2 separate regions of the Homo sapiens genome follow, and region 2 is linked to region 1. Evidence: chromatin loops called from intact Hi-C (ENCODE). Cell type or tissue: stomach. All regions are shown on one strand. Links, peaks and the distances in the headings refer to the core of each region. The heading gives the core; the rest is flanking DNA.

Region 1 (2,822 bases), core at 92-2,591:
ATCATGTCACGGTGTAGAAACCCACTTCACACAGGTCAACTGCACCATTAGTAGAATTATAGAGGGAGATTAGGGGTGGAGATAAAGTTGTGGGAGAGTGGGGCCATTGAAGTTAAGGAAATAGGAGAGGTGGTCCAAGAAGGAGCAGAGGATCCATGTCAGGACCTTTAGGTGCATCAGTAGTGAAAAAGCAGGAAGAAGCAAAAGAAAATAAGAAAGCCAATTAAGACAAGTGGATGGGAGAACAAGGCAAGGAGTGTTTGGAAAGCAAAGATAGATGATGTTTCAAGGAATCAGGTAGTCAACATCGTCTGTTACCGATAGGTAAGATGTAGATTGTTTTTGATCTACACCGAATATCAGTTAGAACATAGTTGGTCATATGGAAGTCTGTTTATGTGAATGACAGGGGCAAAAGCCGTATCTCAGTGATCAGGTAGTAATTAGTAATTGATGAAGTATAGAGTGAAGTACAATTGACCCTTGAACAATGTGAGGGTTAGAGACACCAACCCCCATGCGGTCAAAAATTCCAGTATAACTTTTTACTCCCCAGAACGTTTTACTAATAGCTTACTGTTGCCTGGAAGACTTACTGATAACATAAACGGTCAGTTGGTACTTATTTTATGTTTTATATGTACTATAATATATTCTTAAAGTAAGTTAGAGAAAAGAAAATGTTGTTAAGACAATTATAAGGAAGATAAATGATATTTAGTGTTCATTAAGTATAAGTGGATCAATCATAAATGTCTTCATCTTCGTCTTCTAGTTGAGTAGGCTCAGGAGGAGGAGGAAGAGGAGGGGTTGGTCTTGCTGTCTCAGTGATAGTAGAGACAGAAGTGGAGGAGGTGAAGGGGAGGTAAGGAAAGGAAGGCACACTTGGTGTAACTTCTAGTGAAAGTACAAGTGGACCTGTGCAGTTCAAACCTGTGTTATTCAAGGGTCAACTGAACTATATAGATATTTCGAAGAGCATCAACTGACAGCTCAAGGGAATGGGGGTTTGTGCCAAGGAAATGTTGTTTTATGCTTTAAGCTTAGATGAACCTGTTTATTGCTTGAGGGGAGAAGTCAGGATTTCAGAAAGAAAATGTGATATTGTGGTGTTAGGCCAATGACATAGATGTTGAGATAGCCCAGGGCGTGGTTGAGGTAGGCAGCCCTGTGGTAGTGTGAACTGCCTGCCTTGATGATCCATACTTCTTAGCTATTAAGTGCTGATTTGACCAGCTTTGTCTAGGTTTCTTTCAAAATGGAGGAACACAGTGGTAGAAGTCAGCATGAGGGAATTTTATTTTATCATTATTTTTTTAAACTGATAGAATTGCAAGGAGAGTGATGGAATTTTAAAGCACATATATGTAAAGCCCTTGTGAAGTATTTTCTTCTGTCCTCTCTTTTTTTGAATAATCAGTATTTCCTCCAACTATTGTCTATTTGTACCTGGCATTGTACCCTTTAAAAAGAAAGTAGAGGCAGCACATGGTGGCTAACACCTGAATCTCAGCACTTTGGGAGGCCAAGGCAGGAGTATGGCTTGAGCTTAGGAGTTCAAAGTTACCTTGAACTATGATTGCACCACTGCACCCCAGCCTGGGCAACAGAGGAAGACCTTGTCTCTTAAAACAGAAACAAACAAAAAACTAAGTTAAGTTTTCTGATTTTTAAAAATTATTATTTATAGAGATAGGGTCTTGCTCTGTCACCCAGGCTAAGGTATAGTGGCATGATCATGGCTCACTGCAGCCTTGACCTCTGAGTTCAAGTGGTCCTCCTGCCTCAGCCTCCCAAGTAGCTAGAACCACAGGTACACATCACCACACCTGGCTAATTTTTAAATTTTTTTGTAGGGCAGGATCCCACTATGTTGCCCAGGCTGTCCTCAAACTCTCCTGGGCTCAAGTGATCCTCCCGCTTTGGCATCCAAAAGTGCTGGGATTACAGGCATGAGCCACTGGGCTTGGCCTGGATTTATTTATTAAAGGTTTTTTTTTTTTATTTCTTTCAACACTGTTTTATAGTTTCCAGAGCAAAAGATTATTAAATTTATTCTAAGTACATTTTTTTTTTGAGACTGGGTCTCGCCCTGTTGCCCAGGCTGGAGTGCAGGGGTGTAATCATGGCTCTTGGCAGCCTCGACTTCTTGGGCTCAAGCTATCCTCTCAACTTCAGCCTCTTGAGTAACTGGGACTATAGGCACGCATCATGATGCCTGGCTGATTTTTGTAGGGGTTGAGTTTCGCTGTGTTGTCCAGGCTTGTGAGTATTTTTTTATTATTCAATTGTAAATTGTTTTTTAAATTTCATTTTCACACTATATAGAGAAAAATACAAATGATTTTTGTATGTTGATCTTGTATCCTGTAATCTTGCTGAACTTGCTTATTAATGCTAATGAATTATATACATAATTGTATTATCTGCAAACCATTATATTTGTTAAGGATTATTATATGTAGCTTTTCTATGTGCAGCAGGTGATTTATGAAAGTATCCACCTACCCAGACCCAGTGGTGCAAAGTCCACAGTTTCTGTGATTTGGTAGATGTTAAAAATCACTCTGTGGCCCAGAGAGCGAATTCCTCTGCACTTTGTAGCCCCATGTTACTCTGAGACTCTGGAGACAAAATTCACTTGCTTCTCATTCTGTTTTAGATCACTGTTGTGCAAAGAAAGTGTCCTGGTCCTGTGATCCTCCATCATACCATCATCCCCATTTGATAGTGGGCGCTGGGGTCCGGGGCGGTCTCATCACCACCTCCCTCTCATAGCTCTTCTGGTAGAGCTGCACTCACAGGCCAGCTTTCCTTCTACC
Region 2 (2,822 bases), core at 189-2,688, 320 kb after region 1:
GTCGCAATAGTCACAGTGGGAAGGGCATTGAATTACCTCTATCGCTGGCTCCCATTTTGAGGTCCCCAGGCATATAGTGGTTGGAAAAAAGGCCAATAAGATGTCACAAGCTCTCAGGACAGGAAGTTAATTATTCTTGGGCCTGATGTAAGGTAGTATTGGGGAACAATACTGAGGGAAACCTGAAACAGAAACCTGAGGAAAACCAAGCCAGGGAACTTTCTAGCTCTGGGGCCGTGCAATCTGGTCCCTGTGCCTCTCTGTAGCTTCCTTTGCTCTGTAGATTCCCTCTCCTTGTACTTGCTCACTTTTCTTTCCTTCCCTGTGACTTTATCTTGCACATCACTGCCAACCCTAAGGTTATCCTCTTTCAAGTATAGTGCCTCTTACTGATTTTTTTTCTGTATTTTGGGTCCAATTTATTTCCTTTCTTTCTTTCTTTTTTTCGTTCGTTCGTTCCTTCCTTCCTTTCTTCCTTCTTTCTTTCTTTCCTTTTTTTTTTTTTTTTTTTTTTGAGACGGAGTCTCGCTCTTTCACCCAGGCTGGAGTGCAGTGGCGTGATCTCCGCTCACTGCAACCTCCGCCTCCGGGTTCACGGGATTCTCCTGCCTCAGCCTCCCGAGTAGCTGGGACTACAGGCCCCTGCCACCACGCCTGGCTAATTATTTATATTTTAGTAGAGATGGGGTTTCACCGTGTTAGACAGGATGGTCTCGATCTCCTGACCTCGTTATCCACCCACCTCGGCCTCCCAAAGTGCTGGGATTACAGGCGTGAGCCACCGTGCCCGGCCCGGGTCCAATTTTCAAGAGAGGAAACCCAGTGGTTTCACCTCTGTGCATCCCAGGCTGCAGATGTTATAGGGTGCTCCTAAGCCAGTTGATTGGCTGCTTTGGGTCAGGTGTCCAATCCATGTCCAATCAGCAATGACTGAGTGTGTGGGCGTGAAGGGGTGGGGGAAAAGACACCAGCTGGTCCCCAGGGGTCAGCGGTCTGCTGTTGGTCCTCTGCAATGAAGGGGCCAATCTCAAGACTGAAAGGGAAGTGGGGCCCAGTCCAATCACCTGATATTTGATGCCAGAATCCTGGCCGATGGTTACCCTCCCTCAGGTCAGATAATTGCGATTCCAAGGATTTGCTGCCTGTTTGATTAGGGGGCTGCCTTTCCCTGAGCAACAGCAGCGGGGTAAGACCCAAGCCATGGAGGCAGGTGCATTAGCCCCAGACCAAAGCACCATGCTCCCTCCCTCATGATTGCTTCCCCTCTCCAGGGTTCAGACCCCGCAGCCAGCAAACATATAGTTGTTCCCTGAAAACAGAAAAGCACCCTCTCTTGACCCCATTTTTCCCTCTGGTAATTGCCACATTGCTCCTCAAAACTTAATAAACTTATCCATATTGTCTCCAGTTTCTTTCTTCCTATCCATATTCTCTCTCTTAACTTTGTGTTAGGGAAACATTTCAAACTGTGTTAAAGTTGAGAGAACAGTGCAATGAACCTTAAAGTACCTTCCCCCACCCCCTCAACTTCAACAATTATTAACACATGGCTAATATGGTTTCAGTTATTCTCCCTTCTCTGGATTGTTCTGAAACAAATGCCAGGCATTGAATCATTTCGTCTGTAAATATGTCAGCATGTATAGTATCTAAAAGATATGGACTGTTTTAAAACTATATAACCACAATAGCATCATCATGTGTAAAACATTAACACAATTCCTTAATATCTTCATGTAATATCTTTAAATATCTCTTCCATATTCAAGAGTTCCCTGATTAATTTTTTAAATACTTGGCTTGATTGATTTAGGGTCTAAATAAGGCCCACATGTTATATTTAGTCAATAAGATTCTTAGCTCTTTCAATCTATAGATTGTTCATCCCTCTCTGGTTTTGTAAAATTTTTCTTGCCGTTTATCTACTGAAGAATTTGAGTCATTTGCCCTGTAAAATTTCCCATATTCTAGGTTTTGCTGAATGTATCCCTTCCCTCCCCTCCCCTCCCCTTCCCTTCCCAAGATGGGGTCTCGCTATGTTGCCCAGGCTGGTCTTGAACTCCTGGGTGCAAGCCATGTACCTACTTCAGCCTCCTAAAGTGCTGGGATTACAGGCGTGAGCCACTGCGCCCAACCCATGTAGTGTCATTTGTCATGTTCCACCATCCCTTCATTTCCTGAAACTGGTAGTTAGGGCTAGAGGCTCATTTTCTCTTAAACCTACCCTGAGCAGTCTTTCATCAATCCCACAAATCTGCTCTTGTCATGGTCCCCACCGCCATTCATCTTGCAAAACCCAATGGTCAATCCTCAGTTCAAGTGTTCATCAGCAGCGTTTGATGCAGATGGCAGCTCCCTTCACTTTCCTGACTACACCCCCCTCCCATCTCACTGGCACTCCCTTTTGTCCCCATATTCTTCCCCATTAAAGTTGGAGTGTCCCAAGGCTGAATCCTTGGACTTCTTTATCGATATTCACTTTCTTAGAGATCTCACCCAGTCACACACTTTTAATACCACATCTCTACAGTAAATCCCAAATTAATATCCCAGCCCAGCCCTTGGCTCTGAACCTGGATACTTACAGCCAGCGATTTGCTAGACCCACCCTTAGCATTTCTCACTGAAAACATCCCGTTTTGAACTGATCTTCCCTCCTAACATCTGCTCCATTGCTAGTCTTTCCCAGCAGAGTTAATGACATCTCCATCCTTTCTTGTCCAAAAGAAACTTGGCACTGTCCTCCATTTTTCTTTTTCTCACATCCACATGCAATTCGCCAGCAATTCTTCTTGGCTGTACTGTGAAAATACTGCACATTC

The links. A loop is a pair of places that touch in the nucleus more often than their neighbours do. Peaks named below come from ENCODE experiments on the same cell type or tissue, not always from the same donor. Only the 100,000 strongest peaks of a DNase experiment are listed, where the experiment ranks them.
Region 2: a loop joins it to region 1, with 2.4 times the contacts of the local background. A loop is called at or near these places in 3 of 110 quality-filtered maps.

The regions. Positions count from the first base shown.
Region 1 is chr13:20,833,827-20,836,648 of GRCh38, reverse strand. All of the region lies in intron 6 of XPO4 (exportin 4), which reads left to right. Among named protein-coding and RNA genes, the nearest start is that of EEF1AKMT1, 61 kb to the right of the region's middle. In stomach, for the core only: no CTCF peak of the experiment used is centred there; no DNase peak of the experiment used is centred there.
Region 2 is chr13:20,518,795-20,521,616 of GRCh38, reverse strand. The region is part of intron 1 of CRYL1 (crystallin lambda 1); the gene reads left to right. Among named protein-coding and RNA genes, the nearest start is that of CRYL1, 5.7 kb to the left of the region's middle. In stomach, for the core only: no CTCF peak of the experiment used is centred there; a DNase peak (open chromatin) is centred at 1,536; H3K27ac peaks cover 1,484 bases.